Linked DNA regions of Mus musculus: region 2 is linked to region 1. The links are chromatin loops, found by intact Hi-C in ENCODE. Cell type or tissue: heart. All regions are shown on one strand. Links, peaks and the distances in the headings refer to the core of each region. The heading gives the core; the rest is flanking DNA.

Region 1 (8,188 bases), core at 2,989-5,488:
GCTGAGGGGATTTGAACTGTGCAGGAGGCCGCTCAAGAGGTTTCAGAAGAGGATATTATGTGGGCTAGAGACTGTTCTTCTGATGTTTTGGTGAATGAAGAATGTGGCTGCTTTCTGCCTTTGTCCCAAACAAAACTGTCTGAAGCAAAAGCAAAGACATGGAGGTTTGCTGGAATTATCCACAGTAGCCAATTCATGGAGTCTGCCTAATGATACTTGCCTCAGCAGTGACAAAAATGGATATAATACATGGAATATATTCCCACAGTGGAGTATTATTTAGTCTTAAAGAAGCATGTGATTATATTGTTTGTAAGAAAATGGGTGGAACTGAAGATCATGTTAAGCAAAATAAGCTAGACTTAGAAAGACAAATATGGATTCAGCCGGTGGTTCGGGGAGACGTACCTTCCACCTTAGACCATGGCCAAGTTCATCCGTAACTTCGCGGAGAAGGCACCGTCGATGGTAGCCGCTGCCGTGACTTACTCGAAGCCTCGATTGGCCACATTTTGGCACTACGCCAAGGTTGAGCTGGTTCCCCCAACCCCTGCTGAAATCCCTACAGCTATTCAGAGTGTGAAAAAAATCATTCAAAGTGCTAAAACTGGTAGCTTCAAACACCTTACAGTTAAGGAAGCTGTGCTGAATGGTTTGGTGGCCACTGAGGTGTGGATGTGGTTTTATATCGGAGAGATCATAGGCAAACGTGGCATTGTTGGCTATGATGTTTGAAGACCAATCTTTAACTTCTGATTTGAGTTCTTATTTGAATGTTCTTGGACCATGTGTAACAGGACTGCTATCTGAATAAAATACTAGGTGTTGAAAACAAAAAAAACAAAACAAAACAAAACAAAAAAAACAAAAAAAAAAAGAAAGAAAGAAAGACAAATATGGGGCTGGCGAGATGGCTCAGTGGTTAAGAGCACGGACTGCTCTTCCAAAGGTCCCGAGTTCAAATCCCAGCAACCACATGGTGGCTCACAACCATCCGTAATGAAATCTGATGCCCTCTTCTGGAGTGTCTGAAGACAGCTACAGTGTACTTATACTTACATATAATAAATTAAAAAAAAAGAAAGACAAATATTTAAGTTTTTCGTGTATTAAAATCTAAATTTAAAAAGAGAGGAGGGCTAGAGATGACTCAGTTGTTAGAGGGATTGTCTGGTAATCATGGAACCCTGGATTTGATCTCCAGTATGTATAAACATGGGCATAGGATCTCGTGCACATAATCCCAGCACTTGGGAGGTATAGGAGGGTCACAAGTTCAAGGTCATCCTGCTCTATACAGTTAAAGGCATAGGCTATACGAGATCCTGAAAAAAAAAACCAAACCCTGGTCACACAGGTTGATAATGTCAGTCATCTTGTCTACTTCGGAGGCCAAGTTACAAGGATCATCTCCAATTATGTGTGGACGTGGATGTACTGGGATGGAAGCTCAATCATAGATATAGGTGGAGCAAACACAGGGTCCTCAGTTCAATCCTTAGCATGGCACAAAGCATATAAACAGATAAAAAAGCATAAAGGTTGCAGGGGTTAAGATGTGGGACAAGAAAAATGAAGAAGAATGATAATACATGTTATCACATATGTAGAGATATGACAATAAAACTCATTCTGTGCAGCCAGTGCGAGTTCCCTGTCTGTCTGTCTGTCTATCTATCTGTCTGTCTGTCTGTCTGTCTATCTATCTATCTATCTATCTATCTATCTATCTATCTATCTCTGTTTTAAGACAGGATCTCTGGGTAGCCCTGGCAGTCTTTGAACTTTCTCTGTAGACCAGGCTGGCCTTGAACTTACAGGGATCCCAAGAGTGCTGGGATTAAAGGTGTGCACCACCATTGCCCTGCTGGTGTATGCTCTTTTTAATCTTCATCCTTAAGAGCTTTCTCAGGAGTCAAGGAGTAACTTCTAAATACTGAAACTCCATGTGAGCTTGATTAGTAACAAGCCAGGCAAGCATAGCTCAGCACCCTCAGACTCCACTTGGTTCGGACCATCAATCTTCTAACAATTCACTGGGCAGCCTAGAATCCCTACCTGCCTATACCATGCACAGAGACATTGTTGAAAATCTGGGAACCCAGTCTGTATCGGCCAACTTTAAATAATGGCAATAAGTTATATTCCTTAATGACCCCTCGATAATACCTCATTTCTATTTTAACACATCTTGGGACACATCCTGAAAACAAAAGAGATGGGATAATCTGGTCTGAACTAGTTTTCAGCGCATGTGCAATAGGAGAAACCGTGTCCTTTGACATTCTATTATCATTCTGTGTCTACGCACACTCGGGATTGCATACAAATAAATCAGATGCAGAAGTCTGCGGACGTGGCTCAGGATTTAACAGCACTTACCACGTAAACATGACTTGAGTTCAAAGTCTCAGAGCTCATATAAAAAGGATCATATGGCTGTAACCTTAGTGCTATGAAGGGTGGTGTGGAGGCAGGAGGATTGCTGGCTGCCAGCCTAGCTCCAGGTTCAGTGAGAGACCTTTTCTCAAGGGAATAAGGCAAAGGGTGACAAAACAGAACACTGAAAATCCTCCTTTGGCTTCCACACACAAATGGGTGCACAGACTCATAGATACATGAACATACACCACACACACAAATAAATAAGACATTTTAAAGGGTTCGTAAGATAGCTTAGCAGGTTAAAAACCGAACAACAACAACAAAACTCTTGCCAACAAAGCTTGATTACCCGAGTTTGATCCTGATTGAAGGACAGAATCAATTCAATAAATTGCTATTGTCTGACATCAATGTGCAAGTGGTATAGCAATAATTAATAATAATAATAATTAAGTACAATTTTAAAGATTGAATGCATCATGGGACAGGACGCATGTAGTGAGCAAAAGCTTATGTAAGTCAAATCTGTCTGTTACAATAGAGAACCACTCGTATTACCCTCTGTAGTAAGCAGCCTCTCTTTTCCTTAGACTTCATGAAATGAAGCATCAGACTCGAGGACACTCACTCATGTGCCCTGTGGTCAAGACTGACTGCATTTCTCATCTGTGATATTACTTGGCCTTTGAATAAAGTTCCTTGCTACTTTGTAATCTGTGTATGCTCATGTCAATTGTGTGAAATATCAATAGAACTACTCAACTGGTGGAGGTTATTCTAGGAACATGGTCAGTGGTATTTAAATGGCTTAACTCTGAACTCTAAATTCTAGCAGAGGAGAACTGCTTCTACTGTTGGGGGAGAGAGGTGAGATTAGTGTTTTGTGTCTTACAGGGATCTTATTCAGACTCCCTTAGGCTTTCCAGTCATTGCCATCTCTGTTGAATAAATTCCAATGAGGCACTGAGTAATGAAGACAGAGTTTACCATAGAGTAAAATGAGGACACCCTCAAAGGCAGAGGTGGACAATGGACCAAGAAAATGTTTCTCATTGGTGGGAATGGACAATGGTCACATGGGTTTTATACTAGTGCTTCGTTTCTGAAACAGACAACTTCCTTAGCAGCCGCAGTTTCCTGTTTAGGCGATTGGCAGGCCCATTTGGATTTCCTTTTTCTTTTCTTTTTTCTTTTTTTTTTTTTTTAAAGCTGTGTGTGTGTGTGTGTGTTACAAAGCCTCCTTTTACCTTCCTCCCTTTTCTTTCATTTATTTATCTATGTGTATGAGTACACTGTAGCTGTCTTCAGACACACCAGAAGAGGGCATCAGATCTCATTACAGATGGTTGTGAGCCACCATGTGGTTGCTGGGAATTGAACTCAGGATCTCTAGTAGAGCAGTCAGTGCTCTTAACTGCTGAGCCATCTCTTTAGCCCGTTTTCATCTTAAAATTAGTGTGCTGCCAAAGACACAGGGGGCAGGCTCTGAAGCTACTTGTGATGTCCACCCTCAATGATCTTCACGCCTAATTTCTATTTAGCTTGGCAACATGGTGACCTTAGAGGAAAAGGGGGTCACTTTCTGAGAATGCACTCAGGGGCACTAAGTTTGCTTCCTTCTGTGTCATCAGTGATGACACACCAGTGGACAGGACCCTGGACAGGTAGCAAGCAAGGGTCGTAGAGTTGTTTTGTGTATGAGGCTACAGATCTAGTTTATAATGTTCCTAACACTAAGTCTGCTTTAGATTTTAGACAGTGAGACTCAAAGGAAATGAAACAAGTCACAACTAAGTGTCCATAGAGCTAAACTCAGCAAAGTGGTCCTATACTTTAGATTTTTCCACCACATTCGCATGGCTCTGGTGGAACCCAGAAACTCTTGACTAAGATACCAAGGTTCAGCACAGCGTCTGGCACTTTCAAAAAGTTTCGTTAGCGATGGACGAGGCTCTCAATTTCGGTTCCATGAGACGAGGATGCCTTTCTCGAACAGAGTTCTGTTGGCGTGGTCTACAAAGGGTTACCTCACTTTCAGAGCCACCTGCCCAGCAGCAACTCGCTCTTCTTTCCCCTCCACCTTCTAACTCTCTTCTCTCATTGTTTGGTCTCGCACTCTTAGGACGCTGGCCGGGAAGCTTAGTCGCACTTCCTGCTGGTTAAACCAGTAGAGCAGCCTGGTAAATTTATCTGCTAGGGGTGGGGTATCCTTTGGGAGACCAGCCCACCTCTCCGAGGAGCAATCTGGGATTTGCAGTTTTCAGTTCTTCAAACCGGCTTGGTAGGACGGGCCTCTTGGACTCTAATCCTCCCCCAACCAGAATCATCGCGCGTTCTGATGCCGTCACTAGAACGGCGCAACACCTGGGAATCGTGGTAGTTCCGGAGGAGAGTCCCGCCCTAAGTTCTTACGATTTGAGAACTACATTTTCCAGAAGCCCTCGCGGCAGCGCGCCAAGGGCCGCCCGGGGCCGTGATTGGTTGGGGAGCCGGCCGCACGCGGAGGAGCTCAAGGAGCAGCTCTGTTGCGACAGAGGCCGAGCGGCGAGGCCCCGTGAGTTGAGGGGGAAGGGGCGCCGGAGGGGAGGAGAGTGTGGACCCGTGAGCAGGAAGCGGGAGGAGAAGCGGAAGGGAGCTCAGGGTCGGAATGGAAAGGGCCGAAAGGGAAAAGAACTGGCCCAGGCAGAGACGCCGGCGAGCGGGGTGTGGGGGAGGTTAGGGGCAGCGAGCGCAGAGACCCTTAGGGACCCGCTGGGGAGGACTCGTGGTTCCGGGAGAGAAACCGCGCCGCAGTCGGTGGGGTGGATGAGAGGGACGGAAGGGAGGTCCGGGACGAACTCCTGGCGAAGAACCGAAAAGGAGGCGGCTGGCAGAGGTGCGCGAGCGCCAAGTTCGGAAACTGGAGACGAGGGGCAGAGCGGTCCCTCACTAAGGCCCTGGGGGAAGAGCGCATCCGAGTGAAGCCGGCGGTGGGGATTGGCGCGCGAACCCCAAGGGAGGAGATGAGGCTGGAGGAGCGGTCGAGAGAGTGTGAGAAGCCCGGACAAAGTTGGCGGGGACAAGAGTTGGGCACCACAGGCTTGATAGGAAAATTCCAAGGAGGGATGGGATAGCACTCAGACATTCTTACCTGTAAGTTTAGAATTTTGGAGTATCTGTTTGCTTTTCTTCAGACTCCTGAAAGGACTGTAACTACCCCTGTGGCTCATCACCATGCCTTCCGACCTGGCCAAGAAGAAGGCAGCCAAAAAGAAGGAGGCTGCCAAAGCCCGACAGCGACCCAGAAAGGGACATGAAGAAAATGGAGATGCTGTCACAGAACCTCAGGTGGCAGAAGAGAAAATCGAGGAGGCCAATGGCAGAGAGACCACAGGAGATGGAGGTAGGTTGGGTGAGTTTCCTGAGCTGGTTTTCGAAGCCAAGATCAGAATCTGGATGCAGATGCATAGGCCTTTAATTCCAGCATTTGGGAGGCTAAGGTAAAAAGATGAAGGTTTGAGGCCAGGCTGTCCTCACATCCCCATCTTTTTAAACAGAGTAAAGCACCCACAGACACATGTCTTTATATGCCATGAAACTTTTTGGTGACACCCACACCCATAGAGTTAAAACTTGTTACTGATGAAGGAAACTGAATTCAAGTGGCAAACACAGATGGGAGTTTTTGATCTACCTTGGTTGGTGCTGCAGTAGACAATAAAAGGGAAGGCAACTTGTACTATTTCCTGTTTTTCTTCCTACCTATGGTGGTGAGTATACAGGCTCTACCATATGGTGCTGTCTTTTCTGGGGGGGGAGGCAGATGTTTGGAGATAGAAGGGTTTCTCTGTGTAACCCTGGCTGTCCTGGAACTCTGTAGACTAGACTTGCTTGAAATCATAGAGAGATCCACCTGCCCCTGCCTCCTAGCTGCCGGGATTAAAGGTGTGAGCCACCATCCCTGGCTCATATGGTACTCTTAATGTCACAGGGATAGTGATTATACCAATGAGTAATGTGTAACATATTGTTATATATCTTCATGTAATTTTTCTGATAATATATTTATGGTTTTGTTACTTAGGTTTAGGGGATTTATTGTAGCATTTTTCCATATTAAATAAGCTACTCACTCACACTGTAAACATAGTTTGCTCTCAGAAAATTTATTTTATTATTTCTTTCTCTCTTGCTCTGACAGAACACTCTGACTAAAATTAACTTGAGAGGAAAAAGTTCATTTCTTCTTATATTCCCAGGTCCTTTTTTTGTTGTTTTTGTTTTTTTTTTTCGAGACAGCCCTGGCTGTCCTGGAACTCACTTTGTAGACCAGGATGGCCTCAAACTCAGAAATCCACCTGCCTCTGCCTCCCGAGTGCTGGGATTAAAGGCGTGCGCCACCACCACTACCCAGCTTCCCAGGTCCATTTTTGAGGGAAGTCAGGCAAGGACTTTTGTTTTGTTTTTCAAGACAGTTTCTCTGTAACCACCCTGGCTGTCCTGGAACTTGCTTTGTAGACCAGCTGGCCTTGAACTCAGAAATTCTCCTGCTTCTTCCTCTGGAGTGCTGGAATTAAAGGCATGGGCCACTACACCAGGCATCAACTAGCTTGCTTATGTAGCACAGACCCACTCAGCTAAAGACTTCACTGCCTACACTGGACCCTCTGCATTCATTAGAAATTAAGAAAATGCCCTAGACATGGTCATTGGCCAGCCTGATGAGGCAGTTCTTCTGTTGAGGTTCCTCTTGCCAGGTTTATGTGAAGTTGACAGCTAAGTTAACTGTGACATGGGCAAACATTGCAGTGTATGATAACAACCATCCCAGTCTAACCCTGTCTTCACTGCCCAGGAAAGCTGCACAGTCCTTCTGCTGCATGTAGACTGCTCACTGCCCTTTGAATCTTACCACACATGGTATTGTCCTTTTACACGTTAAGTTCTTGTGCAAACTTGAGGTTTACACACATGATTGTGTTCCCATTTGCTATCCCATGTCATTTTGCAGTGTTACTTATGTCTACTTTAGTCATTGCAGCTGTTGATTCTTATTTGAGGGACTGTGTTTTGAGGTGTGTGTGTGTGTGTGTGTGTGTGTGTGTGTGAGAGAGAGAGAGAGAGAGAGAGAGAGAGAAAGGGAGGGAAAGAGAGAGAGAGTCACCATAGATGCACTAAACAGATGAAGAAATGTCAAGTGGTAGGAATTGTCCCCAAAATAAGATTCTAGAAGGCAGCTAGTGTGATCAAGTTAGGCCATGGGGAAGCTTTATCCATGGCCAGAGCTATGGAAGATGGTGAAGGGGGAAACAGTGGAGGAAAGTGAAGTGGTAGGAGAGAGCATAGACTCAAAAGGGCTGCTGAGAAAAGCCTGTCTGTGAAAGCAGGGTGTCAGGCTAGTCTGTGTCATGGCACTGTGTAAAGCCCTCCGAACTCTGAATCTGCTTCGCATGACCTGAGCTCAGGTCCTGTGGAGTTTGCCTATTGGTCCCAGATCTGAGTCTGTCTGACTGACCCTTCCCAAATTCCACTTTTGCCCCAGAAGTAGATTTGCTGACCAAGGAGCTGGAGGACTTTGAGATGAAGAAAGCTGCTGCTCGAGCTGTCACCGGTGTCCTGGCTTCTCACCCCAACAGTACTGATGTCCACATTATCAACCTCTCCCTTACCTTTCATGGTCAAGAGCTGCTCAGCGACACCAAACTGGAATTAAACTCAGGCCGGCGCTATGGCCTCATTGGCTTAAATGGAATTGGTGAGGCCCTTGGGGGTCAGGTGGAGGAGGTTTCTTTCTTGGTTTGCCTGTTACTCACTATGTGTTTAG
Region 2 (5,809 bases), core at 4-2,503, 150 kb after region 1:
GGGTGCTCCCCAAAGGCAGGCAGGCCAGCAGGACTACCACCCTAGACATAAGACAGAAACAGCCTCCCCAGTGCAGAACAGGAACCCAGCTCCACTCACTCAGTAGGAAGAACGGAGAAGCTGGACAGCGAGCTTATAATGGGGGAGGGGCACGTGACATCGTCAAGGGGGTGGGCACAGAAACCCTGAGGGGGCAGTCTCTCTATTCCTTCCCTCCCTAGCCCTGGGCCAGGAAAATCTGAGTGGCAGGACGGCAGGACAGCCCTCCTGACGATGACTGTAGGTTGTGAGCTGTGATGGGGGTAGAGGGAACCCAACCAGTGCAAACTGGGGTGCCCATGCACACTGAGGGCACACCCAATGCTCTCTAAAGGTAACAATGCTAAGCTGCTCAGGTGTGCTGCCGATGTGTGGTTGCCTGATTTATGGCTACCTTGGCAATGAGATGGGGTCAAATAACAGAGGTCTGGGGGGATCAGCCCAGGGTGGGGAGTCTGGGCCACACATTCCTGGCAAGAACTCCAACTCAGCTGACTGCTCTTTCCACCTCCCCCCTAAGCAGGCCTTCAGCCAGGGCCTGTCAGTGTGGGGGAGAGGTGTGAGGGAGGGGACCTGGTCTAGGGGGGTATAGGGAATCTGTGTTCACCACCTGCAGGTGCTCACTCCCACCTCCAGGCTTTGCCCTCAGTGTGTTTCACCACCAAGCCCTCCTCCCTCTACCCATGCCCCCCTCCCTGCTGTCGTAGAATACAAAGCAGCCTCTGTCCAGAGCATCGGTACCGATAATCCTAGTGGGGGCACATTCCCCGGACCAGCCCCGACGGGCCCGAAGGATTAGTGTCTCTCCCCCAGCCCAAGGGATTAGCAGTCCGGACCCCCACTCGAGCATTAACCATTCCCCAAGTGAATTCGTACATTCCACAGCTCTTGGCTGTGGGGCTGGTGGGGGGCGGAGAGAGTTTGATAAAACGGACCCAGATTTGAAGCAGCGCTCCCTCCACACCCAAGCAAGGAGTTCCCTACAGAAGAGAAGGCAGTCCCCTAGGACTCAAACTTCAGGCTTGTCCTTCCCACCCTCACCCAGCTGCTCCCCCTTCTGTCTGACCTCTTGTCCTGACCTGACCCGCCAACCCTTTTCATGGCTCCATCTCTCAATCCCGAGATCCGAGGAGTTGCGGTCCCAGGCAACCCACAAAGTGGCGAGTTTCTGGGGCACAGGGTCGTCTGGAACCCTCACGGGAGTGGGAGAGCGAGCTGAAGGCAGTAGCTCCCTGAGACTACCCGCTCCTGGTGACAGGGGGCGCGGCACCTTGGCTTTAGGTAACTCTTAAGAGGCGGACCACGGAATCTCGCTTCCGACCCGTACTCCCACTCGCCTCCCCATCCTTCTCCCTAAAACCTCGCTCCCTGCGCCCCAGTCCCCGCCCTTTCCTCCAGTTCCACTCCCTCGGCGCCCGAGTCTCCAGTCCCCCCCCCCCCTCCGCGGCCCTCACCCTCCCTCTCCGCCACCTAACTGCTTACCCGCTAGCTCTAGATTTCGTGTCCCGGGGGTCTCCGGGTCTCCCCTGATCCTCCGGAACCCTCGCGCGCTCCCGACGATTTCCCGGTGCCCACCCCGGGGCGCGCCCCCGCCGCTCCCAACTTCTCCCAACTCAACTTTCCCCCGCGCTGCGGGCAGGCCAGCCTCCAGCGTGCGCGCCCCCCGCAGCGCGCCGTGCGCGCCCCCGGCGCGGCTAGCTGAGAGGCGGAAAGCGGACGCTGAGCCTCCGCGGCGGGGGCGCGCTCCCAGGCACAGCCCGACACCGCCGACACCGCCGGCGCGGCCTTCCGGCTGTTCCCCCCCCCCCGCCACCCGCGGCGAAGCTCCGGGCTCGCCTTCTCTTAGCTTTAGTGAGCCACCTCTGTGAGGAAAGAAGCCAGCTTTACGTTGGGGATCGAGGGCGTGGAGTAGGCCAGGAAATTGAGATGCAGGGAGTCGAACTACAGATTTTTTGACGTTAAGGTTCTGCAGAGCCCCCGCCCAAATAACACCACTGAAACACCAAGAAAGCCCCGGTGTCTGCTTGAGAGAACGGGTGGCAGGCGAATGTGGAGTAATGAGTGGGTGGGGTTGGGTGGCCAAGACCCTGAACTGATGGAAAACAAGACAACTTGTTGAAGATTCCTCCCTTTCGCTAGAACTACCTCCGGGCTAAATGGAAACCTATTCATAGCTGACACCTCTATTTGAAAGACCCTTGCGTGTCATCATGTTTTCTCAACTAAGTTATCAATTATTTCAGATAAAGAATACACTTTATGCGTCTTCAGTCTGCCACGTGGGTAAATCACAATATTGTTTATGCAAAAGCACTCAGATTTAAGTGAGTTAATTGACAAACGGTTAGCGCCTACTCTGGTTCCGCGCTGAGGAATGCTGTTTGGGGCCATTTTCGCCCGGTTCACAGCCCTCAAGAATGCAATCATGAGACAATTAGAGAGTAGTGCAAGAAAATCTATAATCAACTCCTTTATAGGATGAGGTAAAGGCTGCTTGCTCCAAGTGTAGCAACTGTCTGTGGTCTTGTCTGTTGAGGGAAGTAACTGACCTGCCAGTCTTCGTGGGCCACACCCTGGCTGACTCCAGTGGGCCTGCTCTGAAGACTGGGATCTGGGGGACACCCAGGCTCCAGTCAGCTGGCCTCGGCATGTCAAAGTGGAGCCGCTGGAGTCCGGTGGGTTTCGAGACGATAAAATGGGCCCAGCAGAAAGAGGGGACTCTGGCGTGTGTCCTTCCACTCAAATCCAGACTCTAACGGGGCACACCTGTCTCGCTGCCCAGCCCTGTGGTCAGCTGGTCCCTGTGAGGTCATCAGCAGTAAGACATCGCTCAGAATCATTCCCCAATCAGTCCTGGGGTCACCAGGTGGCCTAGGAGAGGTGAAAACTAGTGCTGAAGCTGTCAGGAGGTCGCTGGTGACTCAAAACACCCAACCAGGTCAGAGCCGGGCCAACAGCGCTCGGGATCTAGGCCGTCAAACGCAAACTTCAAGCAGAGAGCACCCCACCCCCACCCTCACTGTATTCTGGAACGCGTAGTCCCGGAGAGGCCCTTTTCTGGAAGGCTGTGAGCACAGAAAAGGAATAATAACAAGAGCGGGGCACACTGGGAGCCTCCGCGCCTTGGCGGAGACGCCCGACACGCGATGCTTCCTGGGAGTTGAAGTTTAAGGTTTGCCTCCGCGATGGAAACGAGTCCCTGGAGTTGATCGCTGCAGAGAGCCCGAGCGCAGCCTGTTGGACTTTGTAGTCCGCGTGTCCTCCGCCACAGGCATTCTTGGGAACTATGGCTTCCCCGGGACTACAAGTCCCAGATGCCAGTGCGTGGTGAGCAGGTGGGCGGGGCTGGAGCTGTGAGTACCACCTCCTCTGCAACGCCAGGGCCGGGAGTCTTAGAACCGAGGGCCCGCAGGGGTCCCCGCGGCCGCTGCAATGCAGAAATACGAGAAACTGGAGAAGATTGGGGAAGGTAATGGAACCACGAGATGTTCCTGCAAGGTCTTTTTCTGAAGACCCTACTTGCAGTCCCAGCTCCCTTACCGTCAGCTATACCGGCAGGCTCCGACCTCAGCACTAGCCAAAAGCCCTGGCCGCTGAGTCCCTCACCCAGTGCAGAAACGAACCCTGTGTTAGCATCTGCGGCAAACTCTTGCTCTTAGCCTTAGCAATCTCTGTGGACCAGCCTTCCTAACCGCGGCACTTCCTGCATTTCTCGTCCCTAGCCCCAGCATCACTTGCAAACCTCACCTGGGATTCCTGCTTCAATTCATTGCAGAACCTCCAACCTTAACATTTTTGCAGGCCTTCGTTCCTCCCCTAGGTGACTCCTCGATACCCCCCGACCCTACCCCCGACCCGGGAGTTTATGGCAGATTCTCCCTGCAGCTGAAGCCTTGAGTTATTTTAGGCACCTTCTCCTTGGCATCCTCACTCACAAAACTACTCCACATCTGGCCTTTGCCCTGAGAACTTACCCTTACACACTAAGATATTGAGAAGGATCCTCTCCCTCACCCCCAACCTTCCTCTAGGCACCTATGGAACTGTGTTCAAGGCTAAAAACCGGGAAACTCATGAGATTGTGGCTCTGAAGCGTGTCAGGCTGGATGATGACGATGAGGTAGGCCTAGGGCCTGGGAGGGAGGGGGGGTCTAAAGTCTGTCTTGGGTTTCGTGTAACTATTACCCCCTTGCATGTTGTAGGGTGTGCCAAGTTCAGCCCTCCGGGAGATCTGTCTACTCAAAGAACTGAAGCACAAAAACATTGTCAGGTAGGATAGAACCTCCTTATTAGACTGGGCTGGTATTGGGATGTTAGAGGCCAACTTGGAGATGTGGCTAAGCCTTTCATTTTCCCTAGGCTTCATGATGTCCTGCATAGTGACAAGAAGCTGACACTGGTTTTTGAGTTCTGTGATCAGGTGAAAGAGGGGCTTGGGGGGGGGCGGGGCATATTTATCATGGGAGGGTATAGGAGTCCAGACTAAGGTTGAACTCGGTCCTCTTCTCCTCACTGCAACCTCTATTTAGGACCTGAAGAAATATTTCGACAGCTGCAATGGTGACCTGGACCCTGAGATTGTGAAGGTGAGAGGAAAGATGTCTAGGGATTTGTGGCACCTGGGTATGCCTATATAAATATCAGCACTCTTTGACTGCCAGGTTGGGGCGCTGGGGTACCAGGGGAACCCTGTTTCTGCCTACCAAGGACTACTTGCCTTGGTGAACGTTATTTATGTGATTGCCTTTGATTTGCACAGACAGTATCTGATTTCAATGATGTCATTTGCACTCCAGAGATGAGACACAGGAGAGACTATCTCCTGCATTCAACAAATCCCGGGCCTGCATAGTGCCCCATACTTCTAACTTGAGCACTCATAAGGCTGAGGCAGGGCCATCTCAAGTTTAAGACTAGCCAGAGATACAAAGCAGGGCCTTGTCTTAAACATCAAAGCAAAATCAAGACAAAAGGGATTGGACAGATGGCTACTCTTCCTGATGATGTGAATTCAGTTTCTAGCACCCAACTGATGTAGCTCACAACCACCTGTAACTCCAGACCCAGGGGATCTAGTACCCACTTTTGGCCTTCAAGGGCACCTGCACTCATGTGCACACCCTCCTCCCCTTGACACACATGTGCATGCATGGATGTATACACATACGTACGTAATTTTTAAATAAAGTAAATCTTAGAGAAAGAGAGAGAGAAGCCAACATAATAAGTATTTGCTGAAGGTTTTGCTGTGTACCAGTCACTATTCTAGGCCTAAAACCAATGCCTTGGCCCAGGTCCCACCAGAAGTGGGTCCTGAGTAATACTGAACTTTGTATTTATGTTGATGCTTATGGTGTGTGTACCCAATTGCAGCTATGTAGGGGAGACCAACATGGACTGGAAATACAGGAAGGTCCACCAGGAAGCTGTGAGAAGCAAGGACAGTTTGGTTACTGTTGTACTCCCACACATCCCTCCAGTGCCCGCAGTGCAGATTCTCAAAAGTAACTAGATGAAAGGCTGAAAAGATAGCTCAGTTGTTAAGAGCACTTGCCAAGCTGGGTGTGGGGGTGCTAGTCTTTAACTCCGGCACTTGGGAGGCAGCAGCAGGTGCATCTCTGAGGTCAAGGCCAGCCTGATCTATAGATGGAGTTCCAGGACAGCCAGGGCTACACAGAGAATCCCTCTGTGTAAACAAACAAAATAGTAACAAAGAACACTTTCTGCTCTTGCAGAGGACTCACTCATACACATGCACACACACAGACAC

What was found. Hi-C counts contacts between places; a loop is a spot of excess contacts. Peaks named below come from ENCODE experiments on the same cell type or tissue, not always from the same donor. Only the 100,000 strongest peaks of a DNase experiment are listed, where the experiment ranks them.
Region 2: it touches region 1 in a loop (2.5-fold over the local background); 3 of 42 quality-filtered maps call a loop at or near these places.

The regions. Positions count from the first base shown.
Region 1 is chr5:24,574,098-24,582,285 of GRCm38, reverse strand. It overlaps Abcf2 (ATP-binding cassette, sub-family F (GCN20), member 2), which reads left to right and starts at 4,819. Exons shown (of 14, transcript NM_013853.2): 1 at 4,819-4,939; 2 at 5,559-5,767; 3 at 7,907-8,119. The coding sequence starts at 5,599. It also overlaps the pseudogene Gm10221. In heart, for the core only: CTCF peaks have their summits at 3,739 (motif pointing right) and 4,528; DNase peaks (open chromatin) are centred at 3,885 and 4,755; H3K4me3 peaks cover 1,667 bases; H3K27ac peaks cover 1,682 bases.
Region 2 is chr5:24,421,148-24,426,956 of GRCm38, reverse strand. It overlaps Slc4a2 (solute carrier family 4 (anion exchanger), member 2), which reads right to left and starts at 1,725. Exons shown (of 23, transcript NM_009207.3): 1 at 1,522-1,725. Cdk5 (cyclin-dependent kinase 5) reads left to right here and starts at 3,393. Exons shown (of 12, transcript NM_007668.4): 1 at 3,393-3,508; 2 at 4,071-4,159; 3 at 4,242-4,309; 4 at 4,399-4,459; 5 at 4,569-4,625. The coding sequence starts at 3,472. In heart, for the core only: a CTCF peak has its summit at 1,300; DNase peaks (open chromatin) are centred at 56, 646 and 1,676; H3K4me3 peaks cover 2,500 bases; H3K27ac peaks cover 2,421 bases.